Linked DNA regions of Homo sapiens: region 1 is linked to region 2. A link is a loop called in an ENCODE intact Hi-C map of the cell type or tissue named here. Cell type or tissue: endothelial cell of umbilical vein. All regions are shown on one strand. Each heading gives the region's core, and the rest is flanking DNA. Links, peaks and the distances in the headings are about the cores only. Region 1 overlaps LOC105372255 (a long non-coding RNA gene). Region 2 has its middle 14 kb from the start of TNFSF9.

Region 1 (5,371 bases), core at 149-5,148, 390 kb after region 2:
CAGCATGCAAGAAATTACTCAAAAACTTAGCAGCTTAAAACATTGATAATCACTCATCATCTCTCGTGGTTTTTGTAGGTCAGAAATTCAGACAGGGCACATCTGGGACAGCTTGAAGTCATGATGTGCTGGAGCTGGCATGTATCAACCGCATGAGTCAGAGCCAATTGCATGCATCTCTTCTCAGCTTCACATTCAGTGGTATCACATCTGTACCTTGAAATCAGCCACAGTGGGAGTATTTACACCACAGGAATTGGCAAACACTGCAAATCAGCGCCCCATGCCACTCAAGAGCCAGTTATTAAATATTTATCAGAACATAACTGCTTTAAAGAATTATTTAAAATTCTCAACAATATAAAGGGACATTTTATTATTAAATCCTTAGGGATGGTCCCACCAAAATCCCATATACAGTAATATTAGCAGACTCCAAATGTACTTAGATTTGCTAAAATTCTCAAATGCATTTTTTTTTTAGAGACAGAATCTCACTCCATTGCCCAGGCCCAGTGGTGTGATCATAGCTCAGTGTAGCCTTGAATTCCTGGGCTCAAGCAATCCTCCCACCTCAGCCTCCTGAGTAGCTAGAACTACAGGTGTGCACCACCATGCGGGGCTTATTATTTTATTTTTTTGTAGAGGTAGAGTTGTCCAGCCTGGTCTGGAACTCCTGGCCTCAAGTGAGCCTCCTGCCTCAGCCTCCAAAGTGTTGAGATTGCAGCCATGAACCATGACAGCCAGCCTCAAATGCTTTTCCAATAACACACAGACACAAGCCCTGAAATTTATATCATTGAGTTACTGAATACATATATGTGCCTGGATTTCCCTAGCAAAAATTGGGAAGAAAACATTTACTTTCCTTTTCCAGGCAGGGTGAGTTAAATGGTATGTCTGCAGCTGCGTTGCCAGGGGTCCGTGGCTTTTCAAAAGTGGGTGTCCCTACTGGCAAAAGTGGATACGGGGGTCTGCATGTTCCGTGGCAGCTTCCAGGAAGAATGAGAAGTGGATAAGAGTGGATGGTGCAGGTCTAGAAGCAAGAAAGGTCTGAACTAAATTGGTTGTCACTTGCTGTATAAGTGAGCCAAAGACAGTGTCTTTCTATCAGCCCTATCTCATTTATTTCTTTACAGCAGGCAGGCAGGGACCTCTCAGCTCAAAGCCCACCAGCACCAAGCTCAAATTCTCACACAATCCATTGCTATAAATATTGCACAAATAAGCATATGTTTAGTCATTTAGAGCCCACCTGCTTTGCATACCCCATAAAATTGCACCCAACAACACCTATTAATCACAGAGAAGAAAAATCTTACAGCCATAAGAAACCCCAAATTATTGTTGCCTTTCAGAGTTCTATGATGCAGACTCTCCCCACCTTGCTACTCAATGACATCACCTAGACACTTAAGCCCTGCCTCTAACTCTCCTCTGTCCCAGGAGTTCCTCTGGAAGGAGTCCTGCTGGAAGGGACATTCCCCGCATGCAAACCTATCTAAGTGCCGTGCAGTAAAGCTTGTTATGCAATACTGCCATCTTATGGTCCTGTTTTGTTTTGTTTTTTTTGAGCTGCCCCATCAGGAATCAATGATGTCATAAGTCATGGCTCCTGAAATTGCAATTTTCTTGTGTGTGTGTGTGTGTGTGTGTAAGCAAAATTAGGCCAGGCATGGTGGCTCACACCTGTAATTCCAGCATTTTGGAAGGCCAACACGGGGGGATCGCTTGAGGTCAAGAGTTTGAGGCCAGCCTGAGCAACATAGTGAGACCTCATCTCTCCTAAAAATTTGAAAATTAACGCGATGTGGTGACACGTACCTGTAGTCCCAGCTACTTGGGAGGCTGAAGCGGGAAGATTGTTTGATCCCAGGAGTTTGAGGTTGCAGTGAGCTGTGATTGCACCACTGCACTCTAGCCTGGGCAACAGAGAGAGACCCTATCTCAGTTTAAAAAATAAAATACAATAAGTTTTAACGAATTAATTTTTGTTATGTCTTGTGGTCTTTAAATGACACACATTTGACAGAATGCAGTGGACATTGACAGTACCAAGTAACACTGCTATGGCCGAGAACAGGAGTGGCCAGGTGGCATCTGAAAAGCTCTAGTTCCTTGGTGTGTCATCTACAGCCATGAGCAGCCTCATCCAAGGCTCCTGTCGGGGTGGCCAGTATGGAGTGAGGTCTGGAGGTGTGTCTTTGATCCCTACGTCTGACACTCGCTGTCCACCACGAACATCCTGTGTCACTGTGGATCCAGGTACTGGAAGATACTGAAGGAGTCCATGTTCCAGGTGCCAAGGTAAGGCCATGAAGCCAAGGTGCAGTTCTTGGAGAAGACCAGAAGGGGGCTCCTGGTAGCTGCAGCTCCAGATAAAGCCTCCAAGTCCCCATCTTCACGTGTATCAGATTCTTCTGTCAATTTGCAGCTGGTATGCTCTTTTAGCAGGGATCAAGCCAGCAACTGGATGACTCCTCCAACAATGCATGCAAATTAGAGCATCATTATCATTTGAAGTGCCTGATGGGAAAACACTCAACTGGATTCAAAAAGCCATTTACATCATTACAACAATTTTTGAAACTTATATTTGTTAATGAATAAAGAAGTTGGGGTCCTTAGACATAATTTCACCTGTTATAATTTTTTAAAGGCTTGTAGAAAATGGTTTGAAGTTTCTTACCACTTGCTTGTGCACGTGACGTTTCTTGCCAATTGTGTCTATTAAAAATTTGAGGGGCCGGGCACAGTGGCTCATGCCTGTAATCCCAACACTTTGGGAGGCCGAGGTAGGCAGATCACCCAAGGTCAGGAGTTCAAGACCAACATGGCGAACATGGTGAAACCCTGTCTCTACTAAAAATACAAAAATTAGACGGGAGTGGTGATGGATGCCTGTAATCCCAGCTACTCGGTAGGCTGAAGCAGGAGAATCACTTGAAACTGGGAGGCAGAGGTTGCAGTGAGCCAAGATCTCACCACTGCACTCCAGCCTGGAAGACAGAGCAAGACTCTGTCTCAAAAAAAATTTTTTTTAAAAAATATTAGAAGCAAACCAAATGTCTGTCAACAAAAGAATAAACCTATAAATAGTGATATATTTTTATAATGAAATACCACTCAGATTTTTTTTAAAAGAATGAACAACTGATGCATTCAACAATATGAATGAACTTCACAGATATAATATGCTAAAGAAGCCAGAAAAGGCCAGGCGCGGTGGCTGACGCCTGTAATCCCAGCACTTTGGGAGGTTGAGGCAGGTGGATCACTTGAGGTCAGGAGTTCAAGACAAGCCTTGCCAACATGGTGAAACTCCATCTCTACTAAAAATACAAAAAATTAGCTGGGCATGGTGGTGTGCACCTGTAGTCCCAGCTACTTGGGAGGCTGAGGCAGGAGAATCGCTTGAACCAGGAGATGGTGATTGCAGTGAGCCAAGATCGCGCCCCTGCACTCCAGCCTGGGTGACTTGTCTAAAAAATTAAAATAAAAGAGTAAGCAAAATACACGTGGTGGTAGAAGTCAGAAAAATGGGGTAGAGGTATTAACTGGAAAAGGACAAGAGAGAACCTTCTGGGGAGAAGGAAATGTTCCATACCTTGATCCAGGTGCTGGTGGTAAGGATTCACACACACACACACACACACACACACACACACACACACACACACACACACGTAAAAAGTCACACATATGTAAACAATTAAGAATTATGCACTTTGACATCTGTAAGTTACATCTCAATTTGTTTTTGTTTTGTTTTGTTTTGAGACAGGGTGTCACTCTGTTGTTTAGAATGGAGTGCAGTGGCACAATTGTCGTTCACTACAGCCTCAACCTCCCTCAGCTCAGGTGATCCTCCCACCTCAGCCTCCCAAAGTCTGGGATTACGGGCATGAGCCACAGTGCCCAGCCTCCTGTGTCTATTAAAACAGTCATAATAATAAAAGCGGTACAGTTCACACAGTGATGTCCTTAAAATAATGCAGATGAAGCCAATGTCGTTTATAAAGATGGGAACTAGTCGCAAAGCCCCCACTGTCCCTTTCGTTAGATTGCCTTGCCAAGTTGTAAGGTAAATCTTTGTATCAATCCTGAAAAGTTGGTAACATTCAGGCACAGAACCTAGACCAGTCAACGCACTATGTTACCGTTACAGCTTAGTCGTAATTAAGCTAAACATTGAACATTCTCTTTTTTGAGTTCTTATTATTTTGAGACAGGGTCTTGCTCTGTTGCCTATCATACAATGGCCCAATCTCCGCTCACTACAATCTCAACCTCCCCAGGCTCAAGCAATTCTTTCACCTCAGCCTCCCAGATAGCTGAGACTATAGGTCCGCATCGCCATGCCCAGTTGATTTGATTGATTGATTGATTGATTGATTGATTGATTGAGATGGAATCTTGCTGTGTCACCCAGGCTGGAGAGCAGTGGTGCAATCTCAGTGCACTGCAACCTCTGCCTCCTGGATTCAAGCGATTCTCCTGCCGCAGCCTCCCGAGTAGCTGGGATTACAGGCGCCTGCCAGCACGCCTGGCTAATTTTTGTATTTTTAGTAGAGACAGGGTTTCACCATGTTGGCCAGGCTGGTCTCAAACTCCTGGCCTCAAGTGATCCACCCGCCTCAGCCTCCCAAAGTACTGGGATTACAAGTGTGAGCCACTGTGCCCAGCCTGATTTTATTTATGTTTTTGTAGAGATGAAGTCTCGCTTTGTTGGCCAGACTGGTCTCAAACTCCTGGCCTCAAACGATCGTCCTGCCTTGGTCTCCCAGAGTGCGGGTATTACAGGCAGGAGCCACTGTGCCCGCCCAGAATTGAACATTTTTATCTCTATTTTCATAAAGAAGGCAGCTAGTATGCTTGACAGCTTCTGTTACTGAAATTTTTTGTTTCTCTGTTTTTTATAAACCTCTTTCCTTCTCATTCCTCACCGTTTTTTTTTTTTTTTTTTTTTTTTTTCCTGAGACAGGATCTTGCTCTGTCGCCCAGGCTTGAGTGCACTGGCACGATCTCAGCTCACTGCAGCCTCCACCTCCCGAGTTCAAGAGATTTTTGTGCCTCAGCCTCCCGAGTAGATGGGATTAACAGGCGCCGCCACCACACGGGCTAATTTTTTTTTTTTTTTTTGAGATGGAGTCTCACTCTGCTGCCCAGGCTGGAGTGCAGTGGCGCCATCTCAGCTCACTGCAAGCTCTGCCTCCCGGGTTCACGCCATTCTCCTGCCTCAGCCTCCAGAGTAACTGGGACTACAGGCGCCCACCGCCACACCCGGCTAATTTTTTGTATTTTTAGTACAGACAGGGTTTCACCATGTTTGCCAGGATGGTCTTGGTCTCCTGACCTCGTGATCCACCCG
Region 2 (5,371 bases), core at 86-5,085:
GGCTCACACCTGTAATCCCAGCACTTTGGGAGGCTGAGGGGGGCGAATCACTTGAGCTCAGGAGTTCAAAACTAGCCTGGGCAATATAGTGAGACCCCGTCTCTACTAAAAATACAAAAATTAGCCAGGCGTGGTGGTCCACACCTGTAATGCCAGTTACTCGGGAGTCTGAGGCAGGAGAATCCCTTAAACCCGGAAGGTGGAAGTTGCAGTGAGCTGAGGTCACGCCATTGCACTCCAGCCTGGGTGACAGGGCAAGACTTGTCTAAAAAAAAAAAAGGCCAGGTGCAGTGGGTCATGCCAGCCTGGCTAACATGGTGAAACCTTGTCTCTACTAAAAATACAACAAAAATTAGCTGGGCATGGTGGTGGGCGCCTGTAATCCCAGCTACACGGAAGGCTGAGGCACGAGAATCGCTTGAACCCGGGAGGCAGAGGTTGCAGTGAGCTGAGATCATGCCACTGCACTCCAGCCTGGGTGACAGAGAGAGACTCAGTCTCAAAACAAAACAAAATAAACAAAAAAACAAAAATAAATAAATAAAAACAAGGGGCAGGCAGGAATATGTGGTGCAAAATTGTTGAAGATGAAAATAACTGCATTGGTCATCAGAAGGAAAACTGCCAGGTTATTACTCACAGAATCGGTTTAAAAATTAAAAACATGTCTGAGTCATCTCTTGACAGAGATCTCCAAGGGCTAAGAGAACAAGGCACTCAGACTTTGCCTCCTCTACTCTTTCAAAGATTAAGGTTTTTAGTGTGAAATGGGCCTTACCCATCAGGTTGAGTCTCTGTCCTGTTTGAACTTTAGGTTGAAAATTTGGCGTGATTATTCTATGTAATTGCTTTTTTGGGCAGATGGTTTACAAAACCTTTAAAGGGGGCTAGGCGGCCGGGTGCGGTGCTTCACACCTGTAATCCCAGCACTTTGGGAGGCGGGGGCGGGCAGATACGAAGTCAAGAGATCGAGACCATCCTGGCCAACATAATGAAACCCCGTCTCCACTAAAAATACAAAAATTAGCTGGGCGTGGTGTCGGGCCCCTGTAGTCCCAGCTACTCGGGAGGCTGCGGCAGGAGAATCGCTTAAACCGGGGAGGTGGAGGTTGCAGTGAGCCGAGATCACACCACTGCCCTCCAGCCTGACAACAGAGTGAGACTCCATCTCAAAAAAAAAAAAAAAAAAAAAGAGGCTGGGCATGGTGGCTCACGCCTGTAATCCCTGCACTTTGGGAGGTCCAGGCAGGTGGATCACGAGGTCAGGAGTTCGAAACCAGCCTGGCCAACATGGGGAAACCCCATCTCGACTAAAAATACAAAAATTAGTCAGGTGTGGTGGCGCATGCCTGTAATCCCAGCTACTCAGGAGGCTGAGGCAGGAGAATCACTTGAACCCAGGAGGCAGAGGCTGCAGTGAGCCGAGATCATCATGCCACTGCACTCCAGCCTAGGCAACAGAGTGAGATTCTGTCTCGGGGGAACAAAAAAAAACCTTTAAAAGAATAACCAAGTGAGGAAAAAAAGAAACGAAAGCAAGGTGCAGGCTGCTATGTGCAGAATGCACGCTTTGGGTTTCAGAGCAGAAATAGGTTTGTATAAAACATTTCAGAAAGATGTGCAAAAATTGAGGGTATTGGGGTGAGAAGATGTGGATGTTTCATGGTGTATGATTTTGCATGCTTGCATTTTCCATGGGTTCGTTTTGTTTGCTTTGTTTTATTCTTTTTGTTTTAACATTAAGCACAGAATCGTGGCCAGCTTTCACACACGCAGAAAGAAACCAGTGGCCAGAGCCACTTGGAGGAAGGAAACTTTTTGTACCTAGTGACATCAAAGGCAGGAAATGGTGTTTCCCTGTTGAGGGCAGTGGAAGGAGGAGTCAGGGTTGGGGAAGACCCAGGCAGACTTGGGGCAGACCCAGCGACCCCTTCCAAGAGCATGAAGAGGCAGCTCACGGTGCTGGGAAGTCAACCCGCTTTGGAAAGGGAATCCCAGCAGGGTAACTACCTGGAAAGGACTTTCCAACTCCCCTGGGGGAGGGACACAAGTAGACACACACAGACACCAGAACACAAAGGGCACACCCATTCTGGACATATACAATCACACAAAACAAGACAGACATACAGACACACCATGCAGACATACACACAATCACACACACACACACACACCTGGACACACAATCATAGATACACAACAACCATCAAAGCTAGCCACAGACCGGGTGCAGTGTCTCACGCCTGTAATCCCAGCACCTTGGGATGCCAAGGCAGTCAGATCACTTGAGGTCAGGAGTCCGAGACCAACCTGGCCAACATGGTGAAACCCTGTCTCTACCAAAAATACAAAAAAAAAAAAAAAAAAAAAATAGCCGGGCGTGGTGGTGAGTGCCTGTAGTCCCAGCTACTAAGGAGGCTGAGATGGGAGACTCGCTTGAACCCGGGAGGCAGAGGTTGCAGTGAGCCAAGATGGCGCCGCTGTACTCCAGCCTGGATGACAGAGTAAGATTCTGCCTCAAAAAAAAAAAAAAAGCTAGCAACAGACACACACAAGGACACAAGAGACATATATTCAGGGCATATAACCAAACACACCGAGACTAGAACACACCAACACAGACACACCATCACACACATACCAAAACAGACATGGAGGTACACAACACACACGTACACGGTTACACACTGAGACAGACACCCAAAGACACAATCGTAGATACACATACATGGCAGGCACCATGGCTAGTCATAGACATAACGCAAGAACACACGTTATGGGCATGCACAATCACACACACAGAGGTCCAGGTCCAATCCTACGACCATCCAAGGTCTGCCCCGCTCCCAGAGGAGTCCCCAGGGACTACCCCTCAGAACACCCAAGTTCCACCCTGTACCCACAGAGGACCACCCAAGATCCACTCCCGCCAGGGAACCCAGGACTCACCCCTCAGACCACCTAGGATCCATCCCCCAAGAGGAAACTCAGGCCCTTCCCTCTGGGGACCTCCCCCTCCCTCCCCTGAGGAACAATCACTCTGGGCCCCTTTTCTCCGCAGCGATACCCAGCTTGGGCAGCGGGCGCCCCCTGGTGGACCTGGAGCCCCAGTCCAGGACTGCACGGAGCTGGGGCCCAGGAGCCAAGGCGCGCGGGGAGTTCCGGTGCTCTAGGACTTGGGAGCATTCACGGCAGAACCGGGGAAGGAAAGAGCGTGGAGACGCGGGAAGGGGAGATGGGAGGCCGGAACTGGATCGGGCAGGGCATTAAGCGCGGGAACAGAACGTCGGAAGCAGGAATGGGTTGGAGGCGGTTGGACCGAAGACCTCCTACTCCCGCACCCCAGCCAGCCCCGCGTCTCCACCCGGCAGGTGCGGCTCCTGGACCGCGGAAGACCCCGGAGGCGGATTCCCAACGAGGCACAGCGAGGGCAGGGTCGGGGAGGTTAGAGTGCTGAGGGTGGGAGGTCTTCGGTCCCACGGCCGAAGCTCGCCTAGTCATGGCTCTCAGCCTGGAAGTAACGCCAAGAAATCGCCCGAGACTGGGAATGCCCAGCGCTCAGCCTGGATGATCACCAGCACCAACGTGGCTTTGGCTCGCGGGTTCAAGAGAAAGATGGGCCCGCCCCTTCCACGACTGATCCTGTCAGTCTACCGAAGCCCCATTCCGCTGTCATCCGCCTCCCACCTCCCTAGCTTCTCCCCAGGCCCCGCCCTCGTACCCATCCGTTTGCCTCTCAGGCTCTGCCCACTCCTCAGTCCTTCCCACTTTCCTGTCATTCTCTCGAGGACCGTCCGCTTCCCCAGCAGACTCCCAGGCCCAGCCCACTCCTCAGTTCCCCTACCCCACGGTCATTCTCCCTAGACTCCGCCCACTTCATAGTTATTTGTCTCCCAGCCCTTGCTAACTCCTTAGTCCCTCCCACTTCCCTGTCATTCTCCCCAGGCCCCGCCCACTTCCCCTGCTGTCCGCTCCAGGCCCTTCCCACGCCACAGTTCCTCCCAATATTATCTCCAGGCCCCGCCCACTTCCCCTGTTATCAGCCTCCCAGACCCTGCCCACTCCTCAGTCCCTCACACCTCCCTGTCATTCTCCCAGGCCCCGCCCATTTCCCAATCATTAGTGACCTGGGAATAGGGCCTGGAGACTCTTCGTGCCCCACTCTGTTTTCTGCTTTTTTTTTTTTTTTTTTTTTTGGAGACGGAGTTTTGCTCTTGTCGTCCAGGCTGCAGTGCAATGGTGCGATCTCGGCTCACTGCAACCTCCGACTCCCGGGTTCAAGTGATCCTCCTGCCTCAGGCTCCCGAGTAGCTGGGATTACAGACATGCACCACCACGCCCGTCTAATTTTTTTTTTTTATTGTATTATTAGTAAGGACAGGGTTTCACCATGTTGGTCAGGCTGGTCTCGAACTCCTGACCTCAGGTGATTCACTCACCTTGGCCTCCCAAAGTTGTGGGATTACAGGTGTGAGCCACCGCGCCTGGCACTTTTCTGCTTTTCTTAGTCCATACCACCCTCTCCTCAGGCTCGGCACCTCTCCCCCTTTGAGGGTTTGTCCTGTCTCAACCCCTAGCCCCTTTTCTGGGTTCTGCCCTTCCGGAGTCCTGCACCCTCTTCCCACTCCAGGTTTTCAAGCCATGCTCATCCCTCACCAATTTCGCTGGGACTTGCAGCCGCCCTTTGATTCCTTTAGGCCTTGCCCCATTCGTTCTGCCCTCCAAACATGCAGGCTCTGCCCTCACCCATAATCCGCATGTACATCCACCAAGACCCCACCCCAGACCTGCCACGCCCCTGGTGTGGGGTGGGGGCTGTGTCTTAAATCACTAACAGGAGCTACGGAGGCCTTGGTTTCTCCACCCCACCCTTCCTCCATGAGGCCTGGTCTGAGTGGGTGAACCCATCCCAAAGCCCTCTGCTCCCCTGACGTGGAAAAGGTCACCACGTGGGGTGATGGCCCCACCCCAGCAGGAATCCTTTCTCAGCACCAGTGGCCTGGGGACTGGCACAGGATGCCCCCCAGCCACTCCACTGTCACCAGAACTCCGGCACCACCAAGATGTTGGATGCGGCTGGACACAGTGGCTCACGCCTGTAATCCAAGCACTTTTGGAGGCCGAGGCGGGTGGATCACCTGAGGTCAGGAGTTCCAGACCAGCCTGGCTAACGTGGTGAAAACTGTCTCTACTAGAACTACAAAAAAGTTAGCTGGCCGTGGTGGCACATGCCTGTAATCCCAGCTACTCAGGAGGCTGAGGCAGAAGAATCGCTTGAACCCGGGAGGCAGAGGTTGCAGTGAGCCAAGATCACGCCATTGTACACCAGCCTGGGCAGCAAAAGTGAAAATCCATCTCAAAAAAAAAA

Evidence for each region. Peaks named below come from ENCODE experiments on the same cell type or tissue, not always from the same donor. Only the 100,000 strongest peaks of a DNase experiment are listed, where the experiment ranks them.
Region 1: a loop joins it to region 2, with 20 times the contacts of the local background. A loop is called at or near these places in 3 of 110 quality-filtered maps.

The regions. Positions count from the first base shown.
Region 1 is chr19:6,122,689-6,128,059 of GRCh38, reverse strand. LOC105372255 (a long non-coding RNA gene) reads left to right here. Exons shown (of 4, transcript NR_187772.1): 4 at 79-2,634. Among named protein-coding and RNA genes, the nearest start is that of ACSBG2, 10 kb to the left of the region's middle. RefSeq lists a silencer at 2,228-2,522. In endothelial cell of umbilical vein, for the core only: CTCF peaks have their summits at 1,540 (motif pointing left), 2,137 and 2,336 (motif pointing right); DNase peaks (open chromatin) are centred at 1,549 and 2,359.
Region 2 is chr19:6,514,776-6,520,146 of GRCh38, reverse strand. No RefSeq gene overlaps it. Among named protein-coding and RNA genes, the nearest start is that of TNFSF9, 14 kb to the left of the region's middle. RefSeq lists enhancers at 1,904-2,033, 2,084-2,133, 3,475-4,015 and a silencer at 3,444-3,613. In endothelial cell of umbilical vein, for the core only: a CTCF peak has its summit at 3,117 (motif pointing left); DNase peaks (open chromatin) are centred at 626, 3,096 and 3,906; H3K4me3 peaks cover 839 bases; H3K27ac peaks cover 708 bases.